Regions from separate parts of the Homo sapiens genome. Here region 1 is linked to region 2. Evidence: chromatin loops called from intact Hi-C (ENCODE). Cell type or tissue: mammary epithelial cell. All regions are shown on one strand. Links, peaks and the distances in the headings refer to the core of each region. The heading gives the core; the rest is flanking DNA. Region 1 overlaps ADGRG7 (adhesion G protein-coupled receptor G7). Region 2 overlaps ABI3BP (ABI family member 3 binding protein).

What was found. Peaks named below come from ENCODE experiments on the same cell type or tissue, not always from the same donor. Only the 100,000 strongest peaks of a DNase experiment are listed, where the experiment ranks them.
Region 1: it touches region 2 in a loop (5-fold over the local background); 4 of 110 quality-filtered maps call a loop at or near these places.

Annotation. Positions count from the first base shown.
Region 1 is chr3:100,648,359-100,653,750 of GRCh38, forward strand. ADGRG7 (adhesion G protein-coupled receptor G7) reads left to right here. Exons shown (of 16, transcript NM_032787.3): 11 at 1,337-1,449. Among named protein-coding and RNA genes, the nearest start is that of ADGRG7, 41 kb to the left of the region's middle. RefSeq lists an enhancer at 2,628-2,677. In mammary epithelial cell, for the core only: a CTCF peak has its summit at 2,589; a DNase peak (open chromatin) is centred at 3,073; H3K27ac peaks cover 341 bases.
Region 2 is chr3:100,794,022-100,799,413 of GRCh38, forward strand. It overlaps ABI3BP (ABI family member 3 binding protein), which reads right to left. Exons shown (of 68, transcript NM_001375547.2): 52 at 2,388-2,447; 53 at 1,783-1,830; 54 at 902-982. It overlaps LOC124906260 (a long non-coding RNA gene), which reads left to right. Exons shown (of 2, transcript XR_007095986.1): 2 at 1-5,392. Among named protein-coding and RNA genes, the nearest start is that of TFG, 87 kb to the left of the region's middle. RefSeq lists an enhancer at 2,106-2,275 and a silencer at 4,084-4,378. In mammary epithelial cell, for the core only: a CTCF peak has its summit at 2,744 (motif pointing left); no DNase peak of the experiment used is centred there.

The DNA.
Region 1 (5,392 bases), core at 292-5,291, 150 kb before region 2:
ATCTGAAGACCTATGAATCTTACGATCCTTTTTGCATCTACTTAGTACACTACGTATAAGAAATAACATAAAATTTTTGTTTTATTTTTAAATGTGTATTTTGTTTTTATTTTATTTCTATAAAAGCAATACACAGGCATTGCATAAAGCATGAAAGTATGCACCAAACAAAAATATACTGATATGGAAAAATGTTTATGAAAAAGTAAAATGGCAATTCAAGCATAATGCTATTATGTTAGCAAACCCCTGTATGTTTGTGTAAGAGACATAGATAGTATTTTTAAGCATGTAAGAAAAAAAGACAGGCTCTCAAGAGGTAGGTATGGTGTGGGGTAGCAGGCAGTATAAAGGAACATATGCTTCTTTATTATGCCTCTATATTCCTTTCATATTTTACAAATAAGAATACATTGCTTTTCTAATTTTAACAACTTAAAAAAATCAGAAAGTACAGATAAGCAAAATGAACTATACATATCCAACCCACCCTGTGACCACCACCACTACCTCACCAGATTTCTAAGATTACATACTCATATGGTACATATTTTCATATATATATACACACGCAAACATGTTGAGAGATATATAGCTATATTACATAAAAATAAGGCTTCCTTTAAAAAATTAACAGGGTATGAGCATCTTTCCATATTTATGAAAATATTTCTGCAACTTTATTTTTAGTGCATCAATTTAGATATACTTAGAGTCCAGTTACACATAAAAATAATGTCATGAATAAGTGAGGCAACTTTTGACAATTTAGATCTAATTCAAACAATTTTGATTTTAGACATCAAGGAAAAGTATAAATAGTTGACTTGTGAACCACATGGGACAGTATGGGTCCACTTAATATGTGGATTGTTTTCAATAAAAAAGTCTGCCCTCCACATTGGCAGGTTCTGCATCCATGAGGAAACGTAGATGGAAAATAACAGTATTTTCAGAGTGCAAAACTGGTATATGCAGGTCAGCTTTCCACATCAGCAGGTTGCACAGGACCAACTGCAGGACTTGAGTATCCATGGCTTTTGGCATCTGCAAGTTGTTCTGAAACCAGTCCCCCTGCAAATACCAAGACATGACTGTATATTTTTCCTTAACTGAATTAGTTAGATAATTATTCTCAAGCCTGTATACTTCAGGTAAACTGCTCAGCAATAAGGGGTTAATGTATTTCGCTTTTAAATATATCATGAGCTTTACAAAAGGAAGATATATCTGGCAACTGTCTGGTTATTTTGACCCATGTAACTCTGTGATGTTGACTTTCATTAACACTTCAGGGATGACTAATTAAAAATATGAGTCTTACCTTGTTTTTCAGACTTTCAAAAAGGATTATCAATATCCCAAATCACTTGACATATTATCCAACGTTGGATGTGCACTGTCTGTTACTGGTCTGGCTCTCACAGTTATATTTCAGATTGTCACCAGGTAAGAGCAGAAGCAGGCTCTTTTCAGAAGAGAAATTGCTATCTTGATATAATTTACTCTGAGAATTCTCATGAGTAGTGTCTTTGAACTAGGCAAGAACTCAGAGAGGTACTTATTTTACAGAGGAGGACATTTAGGCCTGGAAAGGCTAAGAAATACACACAAATAAATACGTAATTACAAATTGTGGCAAGTGCCTTGAAAGAAAATTATATGCCACTTATTTACAAGTTTGTCATGTAAAATTTATGTGGTCCTGCAGCTCATTAATGCTATAATTCCTCAGTGTTGAATAGAACCATGCCTAGCAATTTGTATTTGTTAAGGAAAGAGACATTGCAAACAGCAATTTTTTAAAAAAGTAATTTAAAAAATATATCAAGCTTTCAAATGGTGAAACGTTTTTCAAAAATATAGTTTTCAAATGGTGAAAGTTTTTGAATCCCATACATTAAATTCTAATTTTAAATAATGACCTATAAACAAATACTTCTCTCCACCTTGACCCCTTCATTTGAGGTCCAATTTTGTATCCCATTCATTATTTTTTGTCACATGCTACATTTTTTTAACTGCCTGCGGTCTTTTAGAAGCTTGTTCATTTATTAATTTACTCCGTTTACTGTGTGTTTCCTCTGTCAACTTCACATTTCATGTTTGTTTGGTCTTTCATGACATTGAAATTTTTCAAGCATCCAGGCCAGTTACTTTGAAAAATGTTCCACAATGAAGATTTGTCTGAAATTTTCCTCATGAAGAGATGCAGGTTAATTATTTTTGGTGGGAATACTGCAATCATGGAATTTTTTTTAGTGTGACACAACAAGAAGTGCGTATCAGTATGTCCCATTATTGTTGGCTGTAAGTTTGATTCCTCGTTTAAAGTGATGTCTGCCAGATTTCCACATTTTTTCCCTGTGTAAATAATAGATGACTCGTGGGGTGCCACTTTGAGGCTGCATGATATCCTGTTTCCCAAAAATCTTTTACTTAATGATCTTGTTACTCATCCTTACTGGAACAAATTATTACATTAAGTGGTTGAAAAATGGTGATTTTTCTAGGCTATCACTCTTTCTATATTTGTTTGCTATACTCTTTTGTAAAAAGCATACTTCCCAGTGTAGCCAGAGGGAGCCCCTTCATGTTGTTTTGCCACGTCTCAGTCTTTAGTCACTTCCTTATTTCAATCAAAAGCAAAATGATCATCTTTCACTTTCTCTGCCTCATACCTGAACCAGCCATTTCTCCAAAGAGCCAGAATTGTTTTCGATTCCTTTTCTTCCCCTTTTCACATTAAATGAGTCTCTTGCCATTCATTTAAAAGTTTTATAGTGAGTGCTTATGTTGTAAGGAGCTGAATACAAAACTATGAACAGACAGATAATCTCCCATCTCTCATGAAATATACACTGTTGGGGGGAAAAGGCAGACATTATAAAAATATCTACACAACTGAATATTACAAATTGTGGTAAGTGCCTTGAAGGAAAATTACATGTTTGTCATGTAAAATTAAATGCCTCTTAAATTTGTCTCATTATTTGTATTTCTACCATCACCACAGTTGTACTGACAATTATTTGGTCCCATAGGGATGAGTCATAGTTGCTGCATAACTAGTTTCTTTGCCAAAACCTCACTCTTTTCATTTGTCATCAGATTTTTTTCCTCTTTCATCAATATGTTTTCTAGCACAATTATGCAACCAAAGATACCACTAAAATTCATCAGGAAACAAAAATAAAAATAAACACCAGGCATGGAGGCTCACACCTATAATTCCAGCACTTTGGGAGGCCAAGGCAGGAGGATTGCTTGAGCCCAGGAGTTTGAGACAAGCCTGGGCAATACAGCAAGATCACATCTCAAACAAATTTTTTTTTTTAAAGAGAGAAAAAACAAAACAAAAATAAAGACAAAATTTTATTGATTTTAAAATCCTGAATTATAAAATTTTCTTTGTTCTTGGACAGGTTCCCATATAATAATAATGCACAGAATACAAACAGTCCCCTACTGACCATGGTTCAACTTACGATTTTTCAGCTTTAAGATGTTGCAAAAGTGATAGCATTCAGGATGTTTCTTGATTTATGATAGGGTTATGTCCCAATAAACCCATTGTAAATTGAAAATATGGTAAGGTGAAATGATATTTTTAGTTTTCGATGGGTTTGTTGTGATGCAATCTCATTGTAAGTTGAGGAGCATCTATATAGTAATAATCTATAAGAAGGGCCAGGCTATTTGAAAATCACCTCTTCTTCCTGTGGATTATAATTGATAAAATTAGATAAAAACTAGACTCTAATCTTACTTTTATATAAAAAGATTCTTCTGAGTACTTTTTGCAGTTCTGGTCATTAAACCTCTCAATAGATTTAATGAAATTTTGAATTGTCCAGAAATCTCAACTAAAATGTCAAGCAGATGGACTGAGTTCTGTTTGAATGAAAGCTTTTTTGTTCAGTGTGGGAATCCAAAGATCAAGCGAGGTCATGATGAAACATCGTAAAAACATAAAGAATACATAATGGGCAAATAGACTTCATCAAATTATGAGTTATTAAGAATAGAGAGGCATTTGAAGGTTAGAACTTTAGGCATAGTAATAAACCTGGGAAATGGTATTCCAAGAGGTCTTGCAGTCTGAAAAATCCAGAAGGCTTTAGATGGTAGTGAGTAGAGATTTTATAACTTTTATTGGCGAGGAACTGTCTGCCATAGTGTACATGAAAGTGTAACATGCCTTTAAGGGGATATAAGGATATATCTGCCTTTAAGCAATAAGGAAAATAATACATGTACAAAAAAGAATATCACATTTTACTTCTGAAATCAACTTTATTAAGAGAAATCTTGCATTCTCTGCCAATCTGAAGATATACATGTGGGCTAGCACAGAATATATACATGAACTACACACACCACACCATACATACACACACACCACACCATATACACACATACACACACACACACTCATACACATTCACTCATACTGCCTTCTGAAAATTGCTGGTAAACAAGGCCGGCCTGCAGACAAAATAAGAGAAACAGCTGCTCTTTTAGAGCAAAGACATTAGGTAAGCATGAGAAGGGAAAAAAAGGCAATTTTAAAGAGCACTTGGTTGTACACCCAGAAATTATATCTTCCAATAAAGGGATAGTCCTTCGGAATGATTTACATTCAAAATGTGGTTCAGGACATCTTGACCATCTGACAATCAGCAAGCATTTCCCAAAATGTGGTCCTTGAAACATTAGTCCAAGGGAGATTCTTGATGAAAATAAGGTTCTGAAAAGTCTTGCAGAAAAGATATGTGAAATATTGTTATGTATAAACCATTTAAAAAAGCAGTAATCATTAGTCTACTTAAATTATAAAGAATAGCATCAGTAACAATAGGCCATGAAACAAATTAAAAATATTTTTACCTAATTTAAATCTTCATGTAAGCTTCATTCTTTAAACGTAAAGTAAGCTGAATATTACCTAATTTTGTTTTAAAGCTGTTACACTGTTATGGGAAATTATTAAAAAATTGTATTTGGCCTTATTTTAAAATGTATAAGTGACTTTTAAATATAAATTACATTTTAAAACTCAAGAGACTTTTTCTCTACATTTAAACATGAGTTCATCTACTAATGTGCAGAGTTTTCTATTATAAAAATTTTAAAACTCCATATAGGGCCTCTTCTACAGATGGCCTTCACATAAGCTTGCAAATCTACAGTAGAACTTATTACCTCATGTTATATTAAAAAAACTGCCCCAAAACTCAGTGGATAGAAACACATATTATTTCTAATGATTTTGTGGCTTGTCTGGGTTCAGCTGGGTAATTTTTCTACTGGTCTTGCTGGAGTCTTGCAGTCAGATGGCGGCTGGGCCAGAGTCATCTGGAGGTTCACCTAGGATGCTGGGGCAGCTGCA
Region 2 (5,392 bases), core at 163-5,162:
TTCCTTGCCCTGTGCCTCTTTCCCATCTGTCCGTAACTTCAAAGAACCATTTGCATCTTTGACTGGTCAACTTTCATTCCAACTTGAAGACCCAGTGTAAATGACCCTAATCTGAGAGGCCTTTCCTTATTTCTCCAGGTAGTTTGTTTGTTCAACATGTTGCTCTTTTCTCTATCACACTCATTGTAATTAGTATAACATTGATGTTAATCCTAGGCACCCTGTCGGCTGAGTGTGTAGATTCTAATCCTGGCTCTGACACCAGCTGTTTCACCTTGGCCAAACTTTTAAACCCTCTACGCCTCAATTTTCTAATCTGTAAAATGGAACAAGTAATAGAACTTACTTCACAGAGTTACATGGTTTACATTTTAAAAAGGCATGTAGTGTATTGGGTGGCACAGAGGCTGCAGTATTATAACCAAGTCCTGTCTTCATATTAGAGGGTGAGCCCTCTAGTGTAAGGACTCCTCTTTAAAAGTTTCTTGTTAGAACTGCATCACCTAACAGTGCACCCAGTAAAGGCTTAATAAATACTAGATAAGTAATTTTTCTTCCCAAATGCAGTTTAAAATACAGAAAAAGCAACAAAAAAGAACAGCATTGATTTAGGAACATTTTTCTTTTTAGAATACTTAAAATTCTTAAGTATTCTAAATCACACTTAATCACCAGAGCCAATTTAACACATCTTAGATGTGTTAAAACATTCTCATTTTATATTGAAAATCAGCATAAATATTAGGACAAATACACAGTTAATGTAAAAGTATTGAGTGAAATGGATTTTTAAATAACCTATTATTTAGAAAAAATCTGTGAACATAATGTATTATGGTTACTTTAAGGGAAATTCCTAAAAGGCAAGCTCTCTTTGAACAAATATTAAAACGAAATTTACCCAGAGTGGTCTGTAGTTCCTCTTGACTAGGACTTGGGGAAATCATGGGTATAAAAGGGATGCCTCGTGTCTCTAGAGGAGCTGCAAAAAGAAAAGGACCAAGGTTGTAAATTTTTAGATTCAAAGCCAGCACCAGACCAGATTGGTATTACATGAAATTCCTTCATTTGAAGTAGAAAAAGGAAAGAAGAAAGTTAAGTGTGCACACGACTTTCAGAAAAATGACTGCGGAATATTAGAAAAATGGTTCTCAACTGTTTTTCCACCAGGACACATACTACATGACATTCTGTTCTTGAACCAATCCATCAGAATGGCTGGTTGAGATGGGGTGTGGGTTAGACACAGTCCTGGACTATTGGCTGTAGCTCTGTCCCTCTCTCCCCCGTTCAAGAGAGCATGCATGATTACCAAATGAGTGAGAATATCATCATTGTTGGTATCATCTCCTTGAGTCTGCTTGAGTAGACTCAAGTAACAAATCACTGGGAATTTTCAGTATTTTGACCAATATTGATAATTACTTGCAGTATCTTTCAAACTTACCACATACTAGTATGTTACATTACAGCTGAGAACCACTAAACCAATGGAAATTGTTAAATGGGCACCATTAGTAAACATACTGGACTCATTTTGAAACATGGAGATAGATGAAGTAAATGAAGATGTATTCAGTAATGTCTTAAGGTGGTCTTCAAAGCAAACCCATTACAACACTGAAATAATTGCTTTTCTGTTTTGGAAAGAGTAATAATAATGAGAATGAAATGATGAATGGATTGAGAAGAAATGATGTTTCAACAGGATCATTTGAGAAAGGCCTGCAATCTTGATGGTAGCAAAGAAAACAGAGTTGGTCAATATGGGAAAACCATTACCTATTGTTGTCTTTGGTGGCTCAAATCTAAAGGTAACAGGCTGCAGAACTATGCCAAAAGCAAGCCAAAGGAACATATTTATGAGAATTACTACCTGGCAAAGTCAAAATAGTTTCCTTATTTTTTAGATGCATTGATTTAATAATTTAAATGTTCTCTAAGAATTGTAATAAATAAGAGAAAATTCTTCACATTAGATGCCAATCAGAGAACTTAGTTTAACTAAAACTTTGAAGTTCTCATTCACTGTCACTTTGGGGAAAATTTCGAGTAGGCACCCACTTTTTTTTACTTAAAAGTACATCCATAGTTGTAATGTAGCTACATTTACATTTTGAAAGGATATAAGCGTTGGCTTAGTTAACAATGATATTTATAATTTTAGCGTGATCTACTCAATGAACCTATATACTATTCCCTCACTTCACCAAGGAAAAATATTTCAACCAGATGATTCAATTTACCCACAAGAAATATGCATTTTATACCCATATTTTTTCTCTAAATTTCTTCCATATCACAACCATTAAAAATATATTTACTTCAAGAATTTTTTTTTTTGAAAAATATACTTCTTAGCCAGAAGGATGAAATAATTAATTTACCAGGTTCGCTCTGAGAGACCTCAGGGTATGGTTTATGAGGAAGGAGCACATCTTTTGGAGCTGAAAGAAAAAGATTATAAAACACTGCATACTCTAAATAACCCAACTGGAGTGAGCTTAACCCACAGATATAAAAATCCCAGAAAGCATGAATGAAGCAAAAGTATTTTTACAATGGTTAATGACCAAAGTTGAGAAGATGCCTGTTTTCTTCAAAATGGAAAAATGTTACCGTGCAGGGAAGGTTCTGGTGGCAGTGAAACAGAAACGAAGTCAGTCACAGTTCATTTTGAAGTCTTCCTTGAGGAAGAGGAGGAGATAGCTAACATAATTAAACAATGAGGTAGAGCTCCCTCAAGTGGCTTTCAAAATAGAAAGTCAGTTTTTGCACAAAGTGGTTAGCTGCTGTTTGATATTCATGCTTAAAGTCCACTAACAGCAACAAAAAATATGTATCTTAGATAAAGTACAAAAGTGGCTACAAATTGGGGGAAACAATAAGAAATGGAAAAATCTTGAATATGTAAGAAGATAACACAGTCTTATTCTAAATGGCACTTACCGTTGCTGGGGGGAGAAAATGAAGCAAAAGGAATCAGCTAGTCATTAGAAGATACCACATGTAAAGTTAATGATAGTGCTTGTTACTTAGTAAATGATAGCTGTTGCCATTTTTGTCTTCTTTAGTGATGTGGCTTCCAGTATATTAGGTGTCAAGCATGCTTGACATAAGCATATGAAAACAAGACAAAAATGTCAGCTGAACAATAGGCCTACTCGTATATGCAGTGCCTGAAATCCAGTATATTTTTTAATGTTTGTGTTCTATTTTAGCAAAATTAAACAGTAGATTGGAAACTTGGTACCGTATTTCTCAGTGGGGAAAATATTAGGGTGATTTGTCTATTTGTTAGTACCAGATTTCTGCAACAAAATCTCATTCCACAAATAGTGTAAAGTACTTCAACTCAGTTTCCCCACAAACCTACCCAGGCCTACTCTCTCAATGAAAGGTTTTCCTACCACACTAAACCTTTCATACACACCAGTGTCTTTTTGTCAGGCAATGTAATTTCCTTGCATCTTATATAATGCTGGAAAAAAAATTATGATTCAGGCTAGAACTCTGCCTCAGAAGAAAGATGAAGAAACTGTTTTTTTTTTTTTTTTTTATTATGAGGTGGCCAAGCACCACTTTACCATTAGTGGAGAAATAGGTTATATAAAATGAACAATCTCTTTTTATTGTTTTTGGGAATCATGTTTAACTTGCATGCCACATCTGTTCTTAGACTAGGCTGCTAAGTATTAGTGAAATTACAATTGTGAAAACTGGTACACTGAACAGAAACTTGACTCAGAACTTTTATGAGCTAAAAGGTAACATCCAAGGGAATTTGAAAATATGGATTGTTTTCTTAAAGAAAAAAGGAAACTTTAAAAAGATTAGTGGTTGATAAGGTAGAGAAAGCCCACCACAATAGTGAACATTTTGCTTTTGCATGTGGTTTTTTTTGGGATTCAAATAGTAACATATGAGAAATTTCCAGCTGTAAATGAAACAAAATGTTTATCTTGAGGCTGAAGAAGGCACTTTGATTTAGCTCTGTGAAGGCCATGAACATTCAAAGCAGCCTTTAGTTTATAAATACTCTAATTAGTTACAGTACTACACCAAACAAAAAGGAGCTGGGATTAAGGAAAGGAGAAGCTGAGAAGAGATGTGGTACTAATAAATCCACCATACTGTAAATACATTATTCACTGCTGCTCTAGTTTACTGAGGAATTTAGGCTGGGGTAATGTGGATTCCAGCTGCTAAAATTGGCACTTTTCTTTTTAACCGTGAAGTGATGATTTAATAAACTGTCATAGCAGACTTCCTAAGCAGGTGAAATCAGTGGAAAGGAAAGAAATAGAAATATTTACAGGAAAGTAATATGAATCATTCTCCTACTTGGTCAACTACAGCTCCAAGAAATTCAAGTTGTTTTTTCTTTTTTTCCTATGTGGCATTCCTCTGTATGTTAAATTGAACAAGAGCACGGTCCCTAAAACGTACATCTTTCATGCTGGGAGAAACTCATCAATGAAAATAATGATGACAATTTTCTGAGAAAGCAGTTTTGATTTCTTTATAATAATATTTACTATTATTATAATTTTAGATTTAATTATATTAACCAACTTATACCATTTATACTAACCAATCTGTCTTTTTGAATAAAGTGTGCCACTCCAAAGAAAAGCCAACACAAGTAGGAATGCACAATGTCTGTCATAGATAAACGTAAATGAATGTGCATGAATGTTTTGATAGAGTTAGAAAATAATTAATGTGTTTGCTTTTGATAAAATTAGAATATGAAGTCTGCAATAAGGTTTACCCTGGCAATAGGCTACAAAGAGACTGATTCTCTTAAAAAAGTAAGACATATAGACTACATACCATATTCTATTCCTTTAATCTATACTCTCTATTCCTTTATTCTAACCTTGTACCATTAGGTCCAGTCTGAGTCTGAGAGGAAGCCCCGTTGGAGGCTACCTGCTGGCTTTCCCTGTGCTCTTGGGCCACCCTCCCTTCTATCTCATTTGAGGCCTTTTACTTTCCATTATTTCTGTTATATTTTTCTCTATTTGTCCATGTTTTCATTTCTCCATGTTACTTCCCCTCTACCTACAAAACAGCTCGAATGCTCTAATATCTTTAAAAAAAATCATTTCCTTGACATGGCTTCTCCTTCAAACAATCCCTCTCTCTTGCTCTCATTCCTTTAATAAAAAAACTATATATCTGCCTTGGCTTCCTCACCTTTTAGATGTATTTTCTTCATCCACTGTGGTCCAGCCTCCACTCATTTCCTGCAACAGTGCCTTCATCATATTCTTAGGTCCAGAAACTCTGAAAGCTGAGTTTTCTCTTAATCTATTCAATAGCAAAACATAACTTGTACTGATCTAAGGGCTGTTTATAGGTTTTAGTTATTCTGCTTGGGAAGACT